Regions from separate parts of the Homo sapiens genome. Here regions 2, 3 and 4 are each linked to region 1. A link is a contact called in ENCODE Hi-C or POLR2A ChIA-PET data. All regions are on one chromosome and are shown on one strand. The core of a region is the stretch at or near the end of the contact, and the rest is flanking DNA. Distances in the headings are between cores, read along the strand shown. Region 1 holds the start of UBE2D3-AS1 (UBE2D3 antisense RNA 1). Region 2 holds the start of METAP1 (methionyl aminopeptidase 1). Region 3 holds the start of RAP1GDS1 (Rap1 GTPase-GDP dissociation stimulator 1). Region 4 holds the start of TRMT10A (tRNA methyltransferase 10A).

What was found. A loop is a pair of places that touch in the nucleus more often than their neighbours do. ChIA-PET counts read pairs that join two places held with the same protein, here RNA polymerase II (POLR2A). Pooled maps may share reads with other maps.
Region 2: a loop to region 1 is called in a map of CD8-positive, alpha-beta T cell, with 33 times the contacts of the local background. The contact joins the promoter of METAP1 here to the promoter of UBE2D3-AS1 in region 1. A Hi-C loop is called at or near these places in 4 of 168 maps with a recorded cell type or tissue (B cell, CD8-positive, alpha-beta T cell, naive thymus-derived CD4-positive, alpha-beta T cell and 1 more) and 9 of 50 pooled maps. POLR2A ChIA-PET finds 5 or more read pairs at or near these places in 1 of 52 experiments (CD4-positive, alpha-beta T cell).
Region 3: a loop to region 1 is called in a map of ascending aorta, with 10 times the contacts of the local background. The contact joins the promoter of RAP1GDS1 here to the promoter of UBE2D3-AS1 in region 1. A Hi-C loop is called at or near these places in 3 of 168 maps with a recorded cell type or tissue (B cell, ascending aorta and gastrocnemius medialis), 1 of 37 single-sample maps with no recorded cell type and 13 of 50 pooled maps. POLR2A ChIA-PET finds 5 or more read pairs at or near these places in 3 of 52 experiments (B cell, CD4-positive, alpha-beta T cell and OCI-LY7).
Region 4: a loop to region 1 is called in a pooled map, with 28 times the contacts of the local background. The contact joins the promoter of TRMT10A here to the promoter of UBE2D3-AS1 in region 1. A Hi-C loop is called at or near these places in 5 of 37 single-sample maps with no recorded cell type and 17 of 50 pooled maps. POLR2A ChIA-PET finds 5 or more read pairs at or near these places in 1 of 52 experiments (CD8-positive, alpha-beta T cell).

Annotation. Positions count from the first base shown.
Region 1 is chr4:102,826,670-102,832,099 of GRCh38, forward strand. UBE2D3-AS1 (UBE2D3 antisense RNA 1) reads left to right here and starts at 1,386. Exons shown (of 2, transcript NR_131186.1): 1 at 1,386-1,516. UBE2D3 (ubiquitin conjugating enzyme E2 D3) reads right to left here and starts at 882. Exons shown (of 8, transcript NM_181891.3): 1 at 758-882. RefSeq lists enhancers at 311-872, 812-1,201, 873-1,434, 2,603-2,662, 2,703-2,782 and silencers at 562-611, 632-761.
Region 2 is chr4:98,991,884-98,997,570 of GRCh38, forward strand. METAP1 (methionyl aminopeptidase 1) reads left to right here and starts at 3,838. Exons shown (of 11, transcript NM_015143.3): 1 at 3,838-3,984. The coding sequence starts at 3,871. It overlaps MIR3684 (microRNA 3684), which reads left to right and starts at 5,504; the gene lies at 5,504-5,577. RefSeq lists enhancers at 3,280-3,329, 4,251-5,033 and silencers at 3,570-3,889, 4,050-4,509.
Region 3 is chr4:98,257,522-98,262,707 of GRCh38, forward strand. It overlaps RAP1GDS1 (Rap1 GTPase-GDP dissociation stimulator 1), which reads left to right and starts at 3,863. Exons shown (of 15, transcript NM_001100427.2): 1 at 3,863-4,048. The coding sequence starts at 4,045. RefSeq lists enhancers at 3,104-3,403, 3,155-3,717 and silencers at 3,684-3,983, 4,084-4,153.
Region 4 is chr4:99,561,702-99,567,286 of GRCh38, forward strand. TRMT10A (tRNA methyltransferase 10A) reads right to left here and starts at 2,338. Exons shown (of 8, transcript NM_001134665.3): 1 at 2,212-2,338. It also overlaps a transcript of MTTP not described here. RefSeq lists enhancers at 1,442-2,641, 1,877-2,006, 2,357-2,416.

The sequences.
Region 1 (5,430 bases), core at 136-2,635:
CAGGCCCCGAAGAGCCCCTGATGAATCCAGGTCCCTTAAGACAGCCGCGATCCGGGGTGGGTGGGGTGGCGTGGCAAAGCCACCAACAGCCTCTGTACCGTGCTTTCGGCCCGAAGTGGGGGCGAGGGTGACGGGAAGAGCGGAGGTGGTGGCTACAAGTTTAACTTCCCGGCCTCTAGAAAGGAAGAGACCCGGGTGGGAGAGGAAGAGGCGTAGGAGAAAGGGGTGGGTGCGGGGCAGGGTCCGGAGCCCAGCAGAGGAGGAGCCGGGGCCTAGTCGGCGCTATACCGGCGTCACTAGGGCAAAGAAAGGCAAGGGGGGAGGGGGAAGCATAAGACTCCGGACGGACGCCGGGCTGCTTTCGGTTTCTGTCCAAAGGTGCGGCCGGGAAAAGGAAGGAAATAAAGGAAGGGAGACTTGATGTGTATTGCTATCCTCGCAGCGAGCTATTCTGTGTCACCCCTGACGCCACCGTACACTCACTCCGCCTTCCAGCGCGCTCCCGCGCGCGCCCGCCCAGCCACCTCCACCACGCGCCCGCGCTGTCCCTGAGGCTCCGGCTTAGGCGCGAGGACGCGCCCATTCCCCCTCCTCCTCCAGCAGGAGAGGCCGCGGCTTCCCCAACCTTCCCACCCTAACCCACCGCACCCAATAGGCTGGCCGCTCAAGCCGCCCAGGTCCCGCACTGCCCCTCTTACCCGGCCGGCCACTGGGCCGGCCTCCCTTCCCTGCCCTAGCCGTCCACACCCACGCGTACAGAGGGGCCGGGGCCTCCCTCAAGCTGCGGCCTCGGCCTCCTCCCCGCGCGGCAGCTGGTGCCTCCCCGGCCCTACGGGGCTCACGCGCACGACACAGCCACAAGATGTCCGCTCTGACGGAACTACTGCCAGCTGCCACGCTCCGCCCCTCCCCCTCCTCCTGCCTCTTCACCGCCGCGGATCAGTCCGCCAACGCCGCCGTCCCGAGCACAAGACCGATGTGAGGCCGAAGCCAGACGGCTTGCTTCCCACGTCCGGGGCCGAGTGAATACGTGTCAAGCCCTTTTCCTTCTTCTCGGAACAGCACCTTCTTACTAAACAGATCGGAGATTGGACCAGGAGGGCGGGGGAGGGAGGAGGATCATGAGCTGGGGGGAGGGTGAACGAGTGGCGGAAACCCTTAGGCTCAGAGAAGCATCGAGAACCGGAAGGAGACCATGGGAGGAAGGTAAAGGAAGCAGCCGCTGCGCGATCCAGCCCCACGCCCCTCCCCACAGCGTCCCCCAGTTTCCTCACTTGGTATCGAGGAGACGACTCTCGCGAGAACTTCGTGGCTGGCTAACCGAAGCGGTAGCTCTGCAATGACTTAAGAGCAGTTTTGTGCGCTTTTCCTGACGGGGTTCCGCCTCCAAAATGCATAAGTTCTCGCGAGACGCAGTAAGGCACCGGCTCGAACTGGGGCGGGCCACTGCCAGGAAAGCAACGCCCCTGAATGCTTATGCCGGTGGTTGGTAGAGGAAATGGAATTCCCCAGACTGGTAAGAGCGCGCGCAGACACAGCCTTGTCTCACGCGCCCAATCAGGAGCGTGTGGTGGGAGGTGCCAAGGATTAATTACCAGATACCTTTAGTCTAGCTCGGGCCGGGATTTTGAGGTTTCCGGTGGAGCAGGTGAGCAGTATTTACTCGCCTGCCCTCCTGGGCTGGTTATGCTGTGGGAGGAGGCGCCCCTCGAGATGGGAATAGTAGTTTTAAATAGACCCAGGTTGGCCGCTCATCAGCGCTCCCACGTGCTGAAGTCTAGTGCACGTCTGACCCTAAGGGAGCAATACTGAGAACAGCAGGGAGCAGGCTGAGTCAAGCTCAATTGAGTGGATGGGGCTAGGACAGAGAGAGTTAGGGGCAGGGTTTTCACTGGTCTCCGTAATCAGTCGCTGCCGTCCGCCAAGGTGTAGATGTGGGAACAAGCTTAAATTCTCAAACTTTAGCTTCTGTTGCTGTGTTTCAGTTCTTGAGCCAGAAAGTGTTGAGACTAATTAGTTAATTAGGTAGAGTTTAGAGTCAGAAAAACAATACAATACTTCCTGAAATATCCAAGTTGGGAGGTGGGATTTACCTCAGTAGGATTGGCCTGTTTTAGTCAAGGGTTTAAAGTATGGAGACGGCAGTTATGCTCTCTAGTGTATCCTTCAGGCAAAAGAAAGACCTTAATTTTTATGAGGAATTTAAAAGTGGGTAAGCACTGACCAGCTTAAGGTTTTTTAACATTCCTTAATGACCCCAGTTACCGAAGTGGAGATCTTCAATTACTTGGAAAAATAAACTTGTTTTAAAAATACACTTAATTTGAAAACTGTTGCAGAAAGTTTTACCTAATAAAAACTTAACACGTCAACAATGATGAATATAAGTAGTCTAATGTATACTGTTCAAGTGACCATGTAGTGTCACTAGTGAAGCAGTGCTTCTCAAACTAGTGTCCATAGGAACCACCTGGGGTTTTGTTGAAAATGCGACTTTGATTTGGTAGGGCAGTGGTGGAGCCTGAGAGCCTACATTTCTAACTAGCTCCCAGGTGATACAGATTTTTCTCGTCTGAACCACCCCGTGAGTAGCAAAGCACTGAAGTGCTTACCTCATGGCCTAACTGCTCATGAGGCTCACCTCAGTAACACCTCTGGCCCCTCCCTCCTCCCTGAATAATCTGTGTTCTCTCTCATAGCTAGCCAGATATACTAAAAGCACAGGACTAGGCATGAAGATGGAGGGAGGAACCCAGATTAGTTATTGCTTCCCATTTGCTTGATATTGGCCTGGTTAGTTATCTTCTAACCCCGTTTCTTCACCGCTAAAGTAAGTAATAATGACTGTCCTTTCTCACAGGGTGATTGTGTGGTTAAAGTGTCATAATATATGTGAAAGGACACTGGAGACTCTACAGTGCTGTATAAATGTCAGTTATTAAAGTAACCAGTCAGACATTAACTGGCCATAGTGTGAAACAAATGTATAGTAGTAATAGTGGCCACGCCTGTAATCCCAGCACTTTGGGAGGCTGAGACGGGTGGATCATATGAGATCAGGAGTTCGAGACCAGCCTGGCCAAAACAGTGAAACCCCATCTCTACTAAAAATACAAAAAATTAGCTGGGCGTAGTGGCGGGCGCCTGTAATCCCAGCTGCTTGGGAGGCTGAGGCCGGAGAATCGCTTGAGCCTGGAAGGCGGAGGTTGCGGTGGGCCAAGATCACTGCGACAGAGTGAGACCCTGTCTCAAAAAAAAACAAGAACAAAAAACAAAACTAATATATATGGAGTTCTAGATTATCCATGCTTATAAAGGCAAGTGATTGTGTAATCACAAACTCATTATTGTTAGGCAGTGAAGTAAATTCATTGGTTGATTGGGCTTTCTGTTTACAAGTTTGTATTTGCATAAGTGGACTTACATTTCTGCTTATATTTTGCCATGGTTAAAATCAAAAGAAACATAGCCTAGAAGCATTTTGATGCCTTAGGATAAAGCAGGCTAAGATTAAGTTAAATTTTAAAACATTATTCATGTACCTGTTGTTACAGAGAGCCCACTTTACAGTTGCAAATAAAGTTAAAACATTTTCATTCATTTAACTTACTTGAATTACAATGGTAGAGATGTCCTCATTTGAAACAAGAAAGGAAAATAATCATGTTTTTTATATTGCAGTCGGAAATAATGCTAACAAGAAAAAAATTATGGCTGTAAATACTGAAAGAAAAATTTACATTTAGAAATTAATAAAGGTACAAAAATGTTGAAAATTTAATTAACTAAAAATAATCCCTTCCTTAATAAATACTATTTTGAAGTCCTAAAAACTTTGTAAATATAGTAGATCAGATTATCTTGCATGAATTGACATAAAACATGAGAAAATAGAAAGGATCAAGAAAATTAAAGCTGGGCTGGTGGCTTACGCCTGTAATCCCAGCACTTTGTGAGGCCAAGGTGGAACGATCACTTGAGCCCAGGAGTTTGAGACCAGCCTGGATAACATAGGGTGACCCAGTCTCTACAAAAATAATAAAACAATTAGCTGAGCATGGTGGTACACGCCTATGGTCCCAGCTACTTGGGAGGCTGAGGTGGGAGGATTGCCTCAGCCTGGGAGGTTGAGGCTGCAGTGAGCTGTGATTGTGCCACTATACTCAAGCCTGTGATGGAGCAAGACCCTGTCTCAGAGAAAATTACTAGTAAATGGGCAATTAATCTACCAATCTGAATAATGGTGGTGTGCCAGGGTCTTATTACATGAATTTTTCAGTGAGGCCACGTTATTATAATAACTTGAGAGTAAGGGGTTAATTAGAATGTATTGATGAATAAACATAATTAACAGATTTTATATATATGTACTTAATATTGTATCTATGTTTTCATGTATCTTTAATTTTGTTACAGAATATTATAACTTGCCAAAGACACTGGCTCTAGTACAGTGTATACCATTTTATTAGTTTAATTAAATTGTAAATGCTACGGTCCAGATTTTATATTCAGAATGCTCATTTACATATTCTGCCTGGACCAAGTAATTTGGAGCCCAGGTCAACCAAATGTTATTTTACATTGTTTGCACAAAAATCAAATTGATTTCTATACTTAACAATTCAGAATCTCATTAAGTCAAATTAATATGGTTTAAGAAAGTGTACTTTATTTCATGCTAAGATGTCATTTTGGCCTTAATAAGGCTTTTGGCATGTAATGAAGCATGCACAAATCTTTGAGATAAAAATAGAGCATTTTTCCACACAAAAACATATATATACACAAATGTTCAGAGTAGGGCTATTCTACTTTTTAGTAGAAACAACTCAAATGTCCATCAGCTGATGAATGGATAAAGAAGATGTGATATATGTGTATAATGGAATATTATTATTATTATAAGGAACAAAGTACTAATACATGTTACAAAATGTATCTTGAAGCCTTAAAACATTCTGTCAAGTGAAAGAGCCAGACACAAAAGGCCACATACTGTTTGATTCTGTTTATGTGAAATGACCACAATAGTGCATTCTGTCTTCCAAAAAGCTGGTTTACTTACAAACACAGGTTAAAAAAATATATATTTGTAATACTGCTTTTGGTGTAGGGTGAGGCACGATAAAGAGACTTTCATTCGGTTTGTCAATCAGTGATACTTAGGTCTGAATAGGCAAGTGGGAGTCTTTCAGGTTTAGGACAAAGAATGTTAATGTAGTAGAGATCTGTTGATAGAGTCACTCCTAGTTTTCTATTTATTTAAAAAACATCGAATTACTATTAGGTGCTAGACACTGAAGATACATAAAAGACACAGATGTCATCTATAAGAAAGTCTCTTGAGGAGACCAGTAAGCATCAGACAACATCATAGAGTGGGTTCAGTGACATAAATGTGTGCACAGAGCACTATTAATGTACTGA
Region 2 (5,687 bases), core at 2,588-5,087, 3.8 Mb before region 1:
CTCGCCTCATGCCTGCATGCAGGCTGCATGCCTGCTCATCCCAGTACTTTGGGAGGCCAAGGTGGGAGGATGGCTTGAGATCAGGAGTTCGAGACCAGCCTGGGCAACATAGGGAGACCCTGTTGCTATTAAAAAAAAAAAAAAAAAAAAAAAATATATATATATATATATATATATATCTCCTAAGTAAATAAGGATGTATGTAAAGTTTTAGCTAAACGGATATTCACTGAAACCTTGTTTATAATAGATAACAATTTAAAATAACCTAAATGTCCATTATTAGTGGATTTGGTTCAGTAAATTACCCATACGATAGAATATTATGCAGACATTAAAATTATGTGGTAAAAGTATAATTGATGACAATAAAGAATGTTGTGTGCAGTGGCTTGTGCCAGTAATCCCAGCACTTTGGGAGGCGGGGGTGACAGGACCACTTCAGCCCAGAAGTTCAAGACCAGCCTGGACAACATAGTGAGACCCCTGTCTCCACAAAAAAGCTAAAAAATTAGCTGGGCAAGGTGGCGTGTACCTGTAGTCCTAACTAGTCCAGAGGCTGAGGCAGGAACATCACTTGAGCTCAGGATGTTGAGGCTGCAGTGAGCTGTTGTGTCCGGAATTGGTGGGTTCTTGGTCTCACTGACTTCAAGAATGAAGCCATGGACCCTCACCGTGAGTGTTACAGTTCTTAAAGGCATCGTGCCTGGAGTTTGTTCCTTCTGATGTTCAGATGTGTTCAGAGTTTCTTCCTTCTGGTGGGTTCCTGGTCTCGCTGGCTCAGGAGTGAAGCTGCAGACCTTCACGGTGAGTGTTACAGCTCTTAAGGCGGCACTTCTGGAGTTGCTTGTTCTCCCGGGTGGGTTGGTGGTCTCGATGGCTTCAGGAATGAAGCTGCAGACCTTCATGGTGAGTCTTACACCTCATAAATGCAGTGTGGACCCAAAGAGTGAGCAGTAGCAAGACTTATAGCAAAGAGTGAAAGAACAAAGCTTCCACGGTGCAGAAAGTAACCCCCATGGGTTCCCACTGCTAGCTTGGGCAGCCTGCTTTTATTCCCTTAACTGGCCCCACCCACATCCTGCTGATTGGTCCATTTTACAGAGAGCTGATTGGTCCATTTTGACAGGTTGCTGATTGGTGCGTGTACAAACCTTGAACTAGACACAAAAGTTCTCCAAGTTCCCACTAGATTAGCTAGACACAGAGCACTGATTGGTGCATTTACAAACCTTGAGCTAGACACATGATGCTTATTGGTGCATTTACAAACCTTGCACTAGATACAGAGTGCTGATTGGTGTATTCACAATCCCTTAGCTAGACATAAAGATTCTCCAAGTCCCCACCAGATTAGCTAGATACAGAGTGTGGATTGGTGCATCCACAAACCCTGAGCTAGACACAGGGTGCTGATTGGTGTGTTTACAAACCTTGAGCTAGATACGAGTGCTGATTGGTGTATTTACAATCCCTTAGCTAGACATAAAGGTTCTCCAAGTCCCCACTAGACTCAGGAGCCCAGCTGGCTACACCCAGTGGTTCCCGCACTGGGGCCGCAGGTGGAGCTGTCTGCCAGTCCCGAGCTGTAAGCCCACACTCCTGAGCCCTTGGGTGGTCCATGGGACCGGGTGCCCTGGAGCAGGGGGTGGCCCTCGTGGGGAGGCTTGGGCCACGTGGGCAGGAGCCCACGGTGGGGCCGGGGGAGGCTCAGGCATGGCGGGCTGCAGGTCCTGAGCCCTGCCCCGTGGGGAGGCAGGTAAGCCCCGGCAAGAAATCCAGCACAGCACTGGTGGGCCGGCACTGCTGGGGGACCCGGCGCACCCTCCGCAGCTGCTGGCCCAGGTGCTAAGCCCCTCACTGCCCGAGGCCGGCGGGGCCGGCCGGCCGCTCTGAGTGCGGGCCGCCAAGCCCACGCCCACCTGGAACTCTAGCTGGCCCGCAAGCGACGCACGCAGCCGCAGTTGCCACCCGTGCCTCTGCCACCACACCTACCACAAGCTGAGGGAACCGTCTCTGGCCTCGGCCAGCCCAGAGAAGGGCTCCCACGGTGCAGCGGCGGCTGAAGGGCTCCTCAAGCACGGCCAGAATGGGAGCTGAGGCCAGGAGGCACCGAGAGCAAGCAAGGGCTGCGAGGGCTGCCAGCATGCTGTCACCTCGCTGTCACCTCTCACTGTGAGCACCACTGCACTCCAGCCTGGTTGACAGGATGAGATGCTGTCTCAAAGAAAAACCAAACGACAAACAAAAAGTTGACATCATAGTAACTGAAGAAATCAGGTAAGTAAATTACTTTATATGGTATGGTGCAGTTTTTATTTAAAAAATATTTTATACATACATACATACTTATTGATTTTTTTCTTGTATACAAAAGTATATGTATGTATGCATGTAAACATTTCTATTACTTGATTTTATTACATCATTTTTACTGCTTATATTGCAAAACTAAGTTTTTTTTTTTTTGAGACATGGTCTTGCTCTGCCGTTTGGGCTGGAGTGCAGTGGCAGGATCATAGCTTACCATATCCTTGACTTCTCAGGTTCAACAGATCCTCCCAGCTCAGCCTCCTCAGTAGCTGGGACTACAGGCGCCTGCCACCATGCCCGGCTAATTTTTTAGTTTTTAGTTTTAGTTTTTGTAGAGACGGGGTTTTGCCATATTTCCACCCTGGTCTCGAACTCCTGGCCTCAAAGAATCCGCTGGCCTTGGTGCCCTGGATGCCCTGGCCTCTCAAAGTGCTGGGATTGATTACAGGCGTCAGCCACCGCTCCTAGCCAAAACAAAGTTCTTAAAAATAAAAGTAGTATGAGCTTTTCTGGTGTATTAAGTACGGAGAAGTTAAAAAAATACAATAACAAAGTTCACAGCCTTTTGTGATCAGTAAATGTTAGTTTTTCGCTCTTCCCTAGTGACAAGGAGGCACTCAAGCATGAGTTACAACACAACCGACCTGGAATACAGCTGAAAAGATTGAAGCAACAGGTTCGCAGGGGAAGGCCTTTACAGCTTCTTTCGACTCTGACATTTCAGGATCAGCACAATTCTCCCCTATTTACTGCTGAAGCAATCAACTGGGATTATACAAAAAAATTATTTGTATTGAATACCTGACAGTTGTGTTACTATTACTAGCACTATCGGTTTTGAAGGGGAGGTGGTGGTGTGTGGAAAAAAAAAGTCTGGCAGGAGGGAGGGCAGATGTGAATCCCAGCCCACCGTCCCGTTGACAGCTCTATGGCTCTCCTTTCTGTGAATGAGCGGTGGTCCTTAGGCCTCAGACCCGACAATGTCAGTGAGAAACAGAACTTAACCCAAGGGACTGTTCTCCAAGGAGCGGCGGGGGAATCCAACGCAGAGGAGCGCAGCGCCCTCTCTAGCCTCCTGCGGGTGTCGGGGATGATCAGGGCTCCTGGGTGTTCGTCAGTGAAGACGACTGTCTTATCTGACTGTAGGCACAGAGAGTGCGCCGCGAGAGGGCGGCTCCTCACCGTCAGGCGCCGGCAGGTCGCGTTCTCTGCTGGCCGACGCCCGAAGGCGCCGAATGGGGGGGCCCTGCCGAGCTCCCTTACAGCCCCAATGTGCGCGCCGCCGGGAGGCTTGGGCACGCAGGCACCGCCGGCGGGGGGCGGGGCGAAGCCGGCGGGGCGGGGCACCAGCTGCGCGCGCGGGGCGGGGGCGGGGCCGGGGCGGGGCGCGCTGCGTGGTCCCGGCCGGCCCTGGCTCCTCCCCCTCCCGCGCCCAGGCCAGCGGCGGGCCCAGCTCCTCCCCCGACTCGGTCTCTCTCCCCTCCCCTCCGCCCGGCAGTTCCTCCCTCCCGCCGCCGCCTCTTCCTCGGTGAGGCGCTCTTCCAGCGGGCAGGCAGCATGGCGGCCGTGGAGACGCGGGTGTGCGAGACAGACGGCTGCAGCAGTGAGGCCAAGCTCCAGTGTCCCACTTGCATCAAGCTGGGCATCCAGGGCTCGTACTTCTGCTCGCAGGTAGGCGCCCGCTGCCCCGCGGATATGCCGCCGCTGCGGGACCCCTCCTCGCTTCTCCCCTGCTGGCTCCTCCCGCCCTTGCGGCGAGTCGGGACGCGCTCCTCCTCTTCCCCCCGGCCGCGTTTCCTCCTCCCCCCACCCGCGTCGCCACCGCCCCCTCCTGCCTCCTGGGGTCCCTGGGTCCTCGGGAACCGCGCTGGGCTCACGCGGGGGCGGGGGCGCCACCCGCCGCGGCCATGTGGGCTGGGGCGGAAGCGGGCTGTGCGGGGTCGCGTGGCCGCGCTAGACCTCCGCGTTCTGGGGCCGGTTCCCCGCGCTGGGGCGGGGGCCGCCAGGTGTGCGGGCTGCCGGAGGCAGGTAGCGGCGCCGGGAAGGAGGGCAGCCCGAGCGTCGCGAGCCTCCACATCCGCAGCACCGGCGGGGCTCGGGTCTGGGCGCTGGAGGCGCCGGGCCGTCCGTCGGGTCCCTGCGGGGTGGGGGGCTGAAGCTACCTGCCGGGCTCTGAGAGATGGGTGGCCCGAGGACCGTCGGAGTCGCAGAGAGGAGGAACGCTAGCTAGCTCCAGCCCCACTTCTTTGTGCTTTACTACCGTGCTTTGACACTTAAGCAACTTTGGGGGTGGGGAAGGGAGAGGTCTGTGTAATTCATTCTTTTCTTTCGGTATATAAAATTATTAATTTACAAAACTGTAAGCTAACGGGATGAGTCACCTGTGACTGAATTTCCCAGAGTGAAAAGGACAGTTCCATTGAGGGTTAGGCGTGAATGCTGTAGTGTATTTTAAGTTTTGTGCAGTAGAGCAAACCCAGCGTTGAATGGGGTCCAGACTGAAGCGTGTGCTCGTGTTTCTGTTTACTGAAGAGTACTAGTGTTGCTGCTGCATTTCGAGACCCAGGATGAGGGCTGGGCGGCAATAGTATGGCTCTTAGTTACAGTCCAGGTTTAGTGAAGAGAGGCACATGAATATTCAAATATTAAATTGGTAGCGTCCTGTGGGGAGGAGAGCCGGAATAAAGAGAAGGCCTGATTGGGGCCCTGCCCTTGCCAGTTATTGTGCGATCTTGAATTAGTAAAGTTACTTAATCTTTCTGAGTTCCAGTGTTACACTGTACAGAGGGGATGATTATAGCTTTCTTTGTAAGTTTCACAAGCTTCTTCTGAGACCCAGATTATCCAAGGAACGTGAAATGCTGTTATAATGTAAAGTCCTTTATTTTTTAAAGGATTCTAGTACGATTTAACTCTGCCATAAATAAAAATATGAATAAGAATGAAGGCAGATATATGAACACAATACAAATAATAAAAGTGTTTTCCAACATAAAACATAAAAACGTAAAGATATAAATAAATACAATCTTTACGTCACAATATTTGTAGATAAGCGATTGCAAAAGGTCTTAGCTGTGTTATACAGTCTTGTTTTTAGATAGGATATGATCCTTGACCTTGTTAGTATAATTTGGAAAAACTTGCACGTGGAGGAGTGTTGCTTGATCTAAAAATAGCATTACCGAACAATCTAAAGGACCTGTACTAGGTTTAACATGTTGAGCATTACTCATGTTAGACCTAGTACACGTCCTTTAGATTCTTTAAAATTCCCAAATTCTATCTTGTTGTGGCCTGTGTGGGACCTGAAATTAAGAAACAGTGTTTGCTTTTGACAGTTGTACCATCTGAGTAGAATAACTTTAAAAGTA
Region 3 (5,186 bases), core at 2,613-5,112, 4.6 Mb before region 1:
GTTCAATTAACTACTCCAGTGAAATTCCCTTAAATGATATTCAGAACATCATGGTGAACAGGAGGCAATCAGTTCCCTATTATACTTTTAAAGAACATTCTCTCCTCTCTTTCCACTTCTTGTTGTGTTGCCCCTCCCAATAGATTTCCTCTAAAGAATTTAAATCACCTTCTAACCTCTTTAAGCTTACATGCATCAATGAGGTAAGTTATAAGTCTTGCCAAAATGTACTGCTTCTGATCTTTTCTAAAAGACATTTTCCTTGATACTCCCCCATAACAGCTATTTAGTAATCATAAACCAATTTTCAACAGAAATTGTTATTCAAATAAATCCGTGATACTTTATAAATATGACATTTCCTAGATTGAAGTTGAAAACCTTTGCACTGGGCCAGAACTTCCTTTGTTTTGTAGCAGGCCTGATAAAATCCTGACCATTGCCTAACATACAGTATGGGTATTAGTAGATCGATTTTGGAAGAGTCTCTTGACATCAGGGATGTCAAGAGATGTAGATATAAGGTGTTGCTATCTTGTACTGGCTGCTCTCAGAATCCTGACCTCAAGTGATCCTCCCTCCTCGGCCTCCCTAAGTGCTGGAATTATAGGTGTGAGCCACCATACCTAGCAAATTTTTATTAAGCACTTGCTATGTGCTAGCACTATTTAGGCACGGGGGTTATAATGGTAAATACAGCAGACAAAAATTATTTCCCTAGGAGAACTTACATTTAAATGTGGGAGACAGTCCAAAAGCAAAATATATATTATCTTATTGATAACTGCTAAGGAAAAAAAATAAAGTATAGAAGTGGGGATATGAAATGGGAAGGAGTGTTGAAATTTTAGATAAGATAACTAGGGAAGACATCATGCAGGTAACTTTTGAATAAAGACATAAAGGAAGAAAGTAAAGATATGAGACAGAAACATTATATTCTTATAATAGAACAAGAAAGGAGAGGGGAAGGGAGGTGGCATTGTGTGTGCAAGGAGTAGGCAATATACCAGTCTGGAAGTAATTCACTTCTGCATATAACAATCAGTATTGGTTCTCACTATGGTTACAACACCGGTGCATTAGGACTCAGTATATGCACTAAGCCTGAACAATCCTTTGGTTTTAATTGGCAGGAAGGCTAAGGAGATGGCTTGTAGATTGAAGTAGAACAAAAAAGGCACTTTAACTAGTGTCAGATGGGAAATGAGAAAGCCACTTCAGCTGCTTTTGCTAATTTCAACGCTTACATCCAAATAAATGATAGAAGATACTCCATGAAATTATTATAATATGTAATTAGATAAGGAAGTAGGAAAAATAAAGCAAGTTAACTTGACAATCTGGAAGAGATTAATGAGTGTTAAGGAGAGATGAACAAAAAATGATGAGCAGCAATGCAAAGGCCCAGGCTGGTCTTCTGGAGGAGTAATAAAATTAATGTGTAACATGGCCGATGTGGGGGCAGTGAGGGGCCCTGAGGGTGGGGTCTGCATTGGTGTATTATGGGTTGAATTGTGTACCCCTCCCGGATTCTTTTTTTTTATTTTTATTTTTTTTGAGACAGGGTCTTGCTCTGTGGCCCAGGCTGGAGTGCAGTGGTGCAATCTCAGCTCACTGCAACCTCCGCCTCCCGGGTTCAAGCGATTCTCCTGCCTCAGCCTCCCAAGTAGCTGGGATTACAGACACGTGCCACCATGCCCAGCTAATTTATTTATTTTATTTATTTTTTAGTAGAAATAGGGTTTTGCCATGTTGGCCAGGCTGATCTCCAGCTCCTGACTTAAGTGATCTGCCCTCCTGAGCCTCCCAAAGTGTTAGGATTACAGGCGTGAGCCACTGTGCCTGGCCCTGGCTAATTTTTTGTATTTTTAGTTAGAGATGGGGTTTCGTCATGTTGGCCAGGCTGGCCCTATTCATATGTAGAAGTCCTAACCCTTAGTCCCTTAGAATGTGACCTGATTTGGAAATAGGGTCATTGCAGATATAATTAACGTCCATGAGGTCATACTGGAGGATGGTTCGCCCCTAATCCGTTATGACTGCTGTTCTTATTAAAAAGGGAAATTTGAACACACAAGCACACTGGGAGAACAGCCATGTTCAGATTGGAGTTACGCTACCATATGCCAAGAAACTACCAGAAGCTAGGAGAGGCATGGACGAGATCCCTCCCCAGTGCCCTCAGAGGGAGTACAGCCCTGCCTACACCTTGATTTCAAACTTCTGGCCTCCAGAATTGTGAGATAATAATTTGTTGTTTTAAGTCACCCAATTTGTGGTATGTTACGGCAGCCCTAGGGAACTAATGTAGTGCGATTATTTTAAGAGGCAAACAAGAAGAACATCCTAAGAGTGAGGTGCCTGATAGTCTCATGCATCAGAAAAGTCCCATATATTTGACTTCAGCAGTTAAATTGTATTTTCCTGTTTTACCAAACCTTTTTAATTATCGTTTCTTGCTGTAGAAAAATCACATAAAATCTGCTCTTTGCTTAACAAATTACAGGGTCGCTTCTGATTTGTGTGCTCGAAATACTAGTCACCAAGCAGAAACTGATGACTGTGAGAATAGGCGACTAATTAACAAACAAACAAAAAAAGCCCTTTCTCAACATTGGATTGACCGAGTGAAAGTTGACAGGGGAAAGACACCTCGATTCAGCCATCTTTCTCCAACAGGTTGTACTGCTGACTGCACAGTGTCCCCTGAAGGACTCCGGTCGCTGTAGCCTTGGAGAGCGACCAGATTCCTCACCCCACTCAGGAGGAGCCAGGGCAAGATTAGGGTGCAGAGAAATCGGTTTCCTCCAGCCTCCTACCCCAGGGAAGAGGACCGAAGCCAGCCCCGGCCTCACGTGCATGCCCAGTCGGGAGGACGCCCTCAGTGGGAGAGCCCTGCTCAGGTTCTCCCCGAGGCCGAGGTGGTGGTGGGAGCGGGCGGTGGCCCCGGGATCAAAGGACCTCCGCCGGGTTAGCTTTGGCAGTGCCGCAGCCAACCCAGCAGGACGCTTATTTTCAAGCCTGGGGAACGTAGTTCCTCCCGCTTTCACAGCAGGATGGAGCCCGACGGCACCCCGGTTAAAGGGCCTTTCCAGAGCCCTCCGGGGAACGGAAGGCCGCGCTCCTCCGGGAGGGAGAACGACACACTCTTCGAGGAAATCCTGGGGCGGGCGCTCTCCTCGCTGCCGGGACCTTTGTTTCTAAGCTGGCCACAGCTAGAGCAGCCTTAAGTGTCCCAATGACACGCCTGCTATCGAGCGCCCTCCCGGCGGCCCCTCCTCAGCCAGCTGCCCAGCGGGCGTCCTCAGGTGTCCCCAAGAGGCGCAGGCCTAGTCGCCTACACGTCCTTTCCAACTTCGTCAGCTCTGGCTTCCCACCACCCCTCCCGGCTCTGCGGCGGCCCAGCCTCTTCTCCGGTTAATTCCGGCCTGTGCGGCCCGGTCGTCCCGTAAAGAAGGCAAGCCCGGGTTCCGGGTGAGGGGTTGGTGGGTCAGGGTGGGAAAGCAAGGCAGCGGTGAGTCCTCTGCTAGCAGATCGGGCTCAATATCCCCATTCCCTGTTTTCTCCGGGCCCGCCCTCCGCCTCTCAGGCGGCCGCCATGAAGATCCTCTGCCGCGGCTGCAGCCGGTCTGCAAACACACGCCCACCCGCACGCTTAGCCTCGCTCGCCACAGAGGGAGGGGTGGAAAAGGCACTGAGCATGCTCGGTGGGGAGGGCGGGGCGCTCGTGGGCTGCGAGTCGGGGCCGGAGCTCTTCAGGCCGGCTCCCGCGCCTCCGCCGCCCGCCCGCTCGGAGCCGCGCCCGCCGCAGGCTGCGCCCGCCAGTCCCGCCCCGCCCCGCCCCGCCCCGCCCCCCGCCGCTCGTCCCCGCCGCGGCCGCGCCGCCTGCAGCAGCACCAGCTGCTCCTCCCCGGCGGCCGCCCCCCGCGGGTCCCTCCCTGGCTGCGGGAGAGACGGAGGTAGAGGGAGGACACAGAGCCGCGCCGCCCGCACCACAGACCTTCGCCTCGCCCCGCCGGTTCCTCACCCTCGGGGAGCAACATGGGTAAGTCATCCTTCCTCCGCCGTCATCGCCTGACATTTTTTTCTTTCTCGGCGTGCTGCAGGGTGGGAAGCATTTCTCGCGCAAAGTTGCCGGATTTCTCCAGTCCCCGGGTGTGAGACGGTGGCTGTTCCTCCGGGGAGAGTCGGCGCACGCGGAACGCACGCCGGGTGCCGGGGCTGGGAGGGTCCCGAGCGCGGGCTGGGGTGGGGTCGGCCGCGGGCCGGACCGCCGCCCGGCTCCCCGGCACCTCGCAGCCTCGCCTCCCCTCCTCCATTCTTCCTGCCGGTGCCCGGGCACCACGGAGCCTGCCTCGCGGGCTCGCATCTGCAGCTCCATCCCCGTTTCTCCAGAGGCCGCCCGCTTCCTTTTCCCCCGCGTGTACTGAGCTCGAGGCTCGGGTCCGACCACTACCACTTCGTGTAACTTCCTTCTCTGTCAGTGCGACCTTTCCCCGTCGTGGAGACTCCTCATCCCGGGCGGGGAAGTGGAAGCAAGTAGTTTGTGAGGGAGATCTTACAACCTGCACGGAAATTATTTTCCAAGGGGGAGAGCGGACAGCCTCATAGGTTGAAAGGATGACTTGTCAGAGGCCACGAGGAACGTGAGGCAGGATAGAGCCGCTAGCTGTTGAATTAGTGCTGGGTGACTACAGTGTGCAATATTCCCGTGCCCAGCCTATTTTCTGGATTCCTTCGTCCGTCTTCTGTAGCAGGAAACTGCGCCCTGTAACGTTGTTACCGAACTTACATGGTAGTTATTCTTTCCCAGCTTCCTCCTGTCTAATCTGCATAATCTGATTTTAGTTCCTTTGTATTTATAGTTAATCTGAAGAGATTGGTTTGGATGAGAGATTTAAGAGCAAATATGTTTTATAAAACGATATATACATTTGACCTAATTTTTTTACATCATCTATTGCTTAACTGTTACATTCAGTAATCACAGAAACGTCTGATGAATGCTGTCATGTAATTAAGAGCTCAAAGTTTCTTTTAATAGTAGCGACTTGTACTAAGTTCCCCAGTTTGCTTCCACTCCTGTCTGTCATAATTTCCTCTTTTTAAAATTTGCTCCCTTGGCATCTGTCAGCTGGGACTTTTCCCACCCCTTCTGTGCGAGTTATTTAAAGCTTGAGATG
Region 4 (5,585 bases), core at 1,088-3,587, 3.3 Mb before region 1:
AGCAAAACAGCATTTTATTAGGTATACTTGCTTTCTAATTGTTTTAGTTTGGGCAATAATTTATAAAATTCCATGGCAGAGTTTTTCATTCCTTTCTCACATGCAGTGATGCTCACAGTACATTTTCATTCATTCAACCAAGTTCAACAAATGTTCAAGAACGTATTTTACAGTAACTATAAAAATATTTGTGTGAGGTCGGGCGCAGTGGCTCATGCCTGTAATCCCAACACTTTGGGAGGCTGAGGTGGGCGGATCACCTGAGGTCAGGAGTTCAAGACCAACATGGCGATACCTCGTCTCTACTAAAAATACAAAAATTAGCCAGGCGTGGTAGTGGACGCCTGTAATTCCAGCTACTCGGGAGGCTGAGGCAGAAGAATCGCTTGAACCCGGGAGGCAGAGGTTGCAGTGTGCCATGATCGCAGCACTGCACTCCAACTAGGGCAACAGAGTAAGACTCCGTCTCCAAAAAAAAAAAAAAATTATATATATATATATGTGTGTGTGTGTGTGTGTGTGTGTGAAATTTTACTCCTGCATAAAATTTTAAAAATTTGTGGGGTTCATTCGCAGACATAGGTTATTAAGTGGGCTTACAAACTATCTCACTTTGTAAGGCAAGGACACATCCTACATCAATGAGCACCAAAAGAAAAAAAAAAGTTTTTTAAAACTGCATTAAGTTATGGATTGGGATAAAATAAATAATCGTCGTTAATTTATGACAGTCTCCTTTTCAGAAAAATCTCAACGAATGTGGGAATAATGCAGATTGGAATTAATGACTTGACAGCGATAGCAAAGGAATGCCTTTTTTTTTTTTTTTTTTTTTTTTTTTTGAGAGGGAGTCTTGCTAGGTCGCCCAGGCTGGAGTGCAGTGGCGCAATCTCGGCTCACTGCAACCTCTGCCTCCCGGGTTCAAGCGATTCTCCTGCCTCAGCCTCCCGAGTAGCTGGGACTACAGGTGCGCGCTACCACGCCCAGCTAATTTTTGTTATTTTTAGTAGAGACGGGGTTTCACCACGTTGGCCTGGATGGTCTCCATCTCTTGACCTCGTGATCCACCCGCCTCGGCTTCCCAAAGTGCTGGGATTACAGGCATGAGCCACTGCGCCCGGCCTTTCTTGTTTGTTTGAGACGGAGTTTCGCTCTTGTTGCCCAGGCTGGAGTGCAATGGCGCAATCTCGGCTGATTGCAACCTCCGCCTTCTGGGTTCAAGTAGTTCTCCTGCCTCAGCCCCCCCAGTAGCTGGGATTACTGGCATGCGCCACCACGCCCGGCTAATTTTGTATTTTCAGTAGAGACGGGGTTTCACCATGTTGGTCAGGCTGGTCCCGAACTCCTGACCTCAGGTGATCCACCCGCCTTGCCCTCCCGAAGTGCGGGGATTACAGACGTGAGTCACCGCGCCCGGCCAGGAATGCCCTTTTAAAAGACATGCGGACTAAACGTGGAGGAGCGAAAAGCCCTTTGTTCACTTCAGTTGTCAAGCCTTTTGGGCAGAGGGTTGGGAATGGAAGGGGCAGATGAAATTCTTTCAGAAAGTGACAAGTAATGTGTTGCCATCCTCTTCATATCTGTAGAAAAATTCCCAAATTTAAAGTATTTCAGTGAAATCAAGTAACACTTCGATCTTTATAAAACTGTCCTCAGCTCACAGCACCTGCAGCAACTTCCCCTCGGGCTCTCTACATTTCAGAGAGTTCAGCGACGTCAGCCCTTTGCAGGAAAAATGAGGTAAGGCAGCTTTAAAGAGGTAAAGCCCACGGTCTCTAGCCACGAAGTGGCAGGGCCATAACACGCTTTCCGGCCCTTTAGAGTACAGATTTCCCACTGATTCTTTGCAAACTCACTTTTCACATACTACGGGCCGATGGCAACCCCAAAACACACGCCGACGGAAAGCGCCCCACCACGGGGCGGAGCCTCGCCCACTATCCCTTCTAGGCTCCCAGCCAGCAAACGCATTTCAGAGACGGGATTAAGCTGTCTCTGGCGAACCAGGGAGCAGCTGGGTAGGCCGCGGGGGGCGCCTGTCATCGACGTCATTTCCTTCAGCAAGAGCGCCGCAGGAAACCACTTCCACACCACTGCTCCCCTCTCCCCCGGAAGCCCTTGTTGCTAGTAGGGGGCTGCATGGCACGCGCCCCTTTGCGTCCAGAGAATACCATAGTGCGGGGGAGCGCCAACCAGTGCCAGGACACTTACCGAGCTGAAGAGTTGACAGGGAAGTGAAATCTCAGAAAGAAAGCCTTTCTGGGTTGGCCTGGTTACGGCTCACGCTTCCTTCCACAGAAACTTCAATTCCCAGAGGCAGGGGCGGTAGTTACGCAGTGGAGGCTACGGCGGTTGCGTCTTACGTCATCGAACTGCGGCCATTTCGAACCCGCAATGGAAGAAAGGGGAGGGGTTTATGCGGGGCGGGGTCTGGAGTTAGTGTTTTGGGAGTGGGAGGTAGTTACAGTGATGTCTGTTTTTTCCCGTTCAAGAATTAAGTGTGTACCTGCAGACGTGTATTCATTCATATATTCTTGTGAGTATTGGATGAAGGAATTAAGATAGTCCCACTGTTAAAAATGCAAAACAACGAAGAAAGGCTCCTAATTTTTCTGTGTTGAAAATGAGAGAAAAACATCTCTTGCCTATATTATTTTTAATTTATACAGAAAATTACCATATCACATGATTTTACATAACTCAAGTGGAAAATTAAATTCAAAAAGTGAGTCAGATTCACAATAAAATGCATTTAAATTTAGAATCTGTAAGGCTTTTTTATGGCTGAAGTAAAACAGCCATAGCTTTACTCTTTATTCATTCCTTGAGCTATTTTTCCTATGCTGTTTTGCAAAACATCAGATGACATTTCATTGTTTATAATACTTGACCTTATATAATCTTTTGCTATATATAGATCATGTCAACTGAGAGAGAAATGAAATACAACCCCGTAGATTGTCATTTTCTATTTAGTTTTTTTCTCCTCTACTTCTAATAGGTGATTATTGCAGAATTTGAAGGTAAGAATGAGGTTTGCATCTTGAATAGAAGACTGGCTTCTCATATAGAAAGAATTTTGAAGTAAATTATCCTTGAAGATATTTGAACATGTTTAAAGGCTTCAGTGAATAGAAAATTAAATCCAGAATTTGAGATTCTCTAAAAGAGCCGAAATTTCTTTGACTTTAGTTACAAAACTAAAGTCACTCTTGCCATAAGCCCTTAAATTTTACTTGAAACACTGTATCAGCTATAACACTGTTGTGAGTCCCTCTTCTGTTTCTTCCTCATCTCAAACCTAAAAGATCTTTGTTAACTGAGCACTGGCAAAAAAGTCTGGATCCACTTCTGATCTGTTAGTAGGGCATCTTTTTTCAGCTGCCTCCATATGAGGGCAAAGAGTAGCTGAGGGAGGATTAGTAATTGGATATGTAGCCCTTCACATGTAGGTCATTAAATTCAGGCTGGCAAAGTGATGTGCCAAATCTTTCCACAGCTGTTCAGTTGCTCCTATGGGATCTGTTTTATAAATAATTATACAGTTTTTTCAGAGTTAATACCTGGCCTCCTTAGATATTTTAAACAAAGTTTTAAAGCAAAAAAAACCACTTCATATTCTAATAATGAAGTCAATAAATTTTCTTTTGACATAGACATTTAACTTTGTAGTCATTTGGTGCAAAATTTAAAATGATTCTATTATTAATCCAAAGTAAGCACCAAAAGAGCACCAGCAAAAGTCAATTTAACAAAAAATTGAAACATATAGAAAGTTTAAGACGGTGAAATCATGTGAAACAATATTTTCATTGATTTGTAAAATTTATGTATTTATTTATTTGACACATGTATCGAGTTCTATGCGTTTTGTCTTAGTATTGGTGATACAGAAATGACGAAATCATGCTCTCTGTGCTTAAGGAATCCTTAATCTAATAGGGGAGCCAGCAGTAAATAAATACCATACAACATGTACTTGAGATGCTTGTACTTTGAAAGAAGCAACTAAATGCTCCTTGAGGCAGAGGACATAGTTTTGGAGATTAAATAATTTTGTTTCATCTTGGAAAGTAAGTAGGAGTTGTACAGGTGTCAGAAAAGTGAAGAAGTTTAAGATATTGGGAACAGTGAAAGCAAAGACCTAAGCGTGTCATAGTTTTGCACATGACTGAAAAGCTGTGGATAGAATGAGGAAGAAGGAGGAGATAATAACCCTAAGGGCTTCTCTAACTTGGACAACTGTAGGAATGCAGTAACATTAACCGGGTCATTTAGGGAATACTGGAAGAAAAATAGGTTTTGAGGCCGGGCGTGGTGGCTCACGCCTGTAATCCCAGCACTTTGGGAGGCCTAGGCGGGCGGATCACGAGGTCAGGAGATCAAGACCACCCTGGCTAAAACAGTGAAACCCCGTCTCTGCTGAAAATACAAAAACTTAGCCGGGCGTGGTGGCGGGCGCCTGTAGTCCCGTCTACTCCGGAGGCTGAGGCAGGAGAATGGCGTGAACCCGGGAGGCGGAGCTTGCGGTGAGGCGAGATCCTGCCACTGCACTCCAGCCTGGGTGACAGAGTGATACTCCGTCTCAAAAAAAAGAAAAAAAAAAAAAAAAAGAAAAATAGGTTTTGAAAAAATAGTTTTGTTTTAAAATATGTGCATTCTGGGGAGTCTGCAGGACATCTGAGTAGAAACAGATTTTAAAAAGAATGAGCACATACTTGTAGTTTAAGCTAATATAAGAGGTTGGACTCAAAGAGATACTACTCCATGGGTTACAAATGCATAGTATCTATGGGGACTGGAAGGTAGCAAATGAGAGAAGCGTCTAGAAGGAAAGTATCACAAACCTGAGAGTGCAATTCCTCTTTAATCAGGATAAAAGTTCCAGGAGAGAATATGGGCTTAATGGCACCAGATCTCATTTTTTTAAGAACAGCCATAAATATGAAATCTGGTTTTAAAGTGTTGGCAGCTATTTTGTTTGTTTTAAAATACTGAGCAGACTAAATAAAATATGTCTGTGGGCTATATTCAGACAGTTGGCAACCAGTTTGTTAAATTGGGCCCTAGTTGGTAGAATAAGAAGGAGGCTACAGACAGAACTAGAACTTTAGGACATAAAAATACAGTAATAACTATGATTATGAACCCCTCCGTAAGTTTGATTTCAAAACATTGGGCAATCATTACAAATTCCATTATTTTAAGCTTAATTCTAAGTCTTAGGATACTCTTCAGCAAGTTGGGAGTTGAGGAGATGTGGAAATAGAGTAACACTTGTGAGTACTTTAATTTCAGGCTAGGAAAGCCAAAAAGAAACCCATTTTTAAACATGACTTGAAAGGTAGCTACAAGGAAGAATCGGCCACTCATCTATAATCATTTCAACCTGCATTTCGACTGACTCCAAAAATACAGAAAAAAAACTTTAAAATGTATTTGTACATTTACATACTTATACATACATATTACTGGTATCCTCCCACGTAATATATGAATATTGAAGACTCTGGGAAGGTGATTAGACAGGCAGTGTAGTCTGTGAACTTCCTGAATCTCCTGATAAAAACAGGTAAAGCATCTAG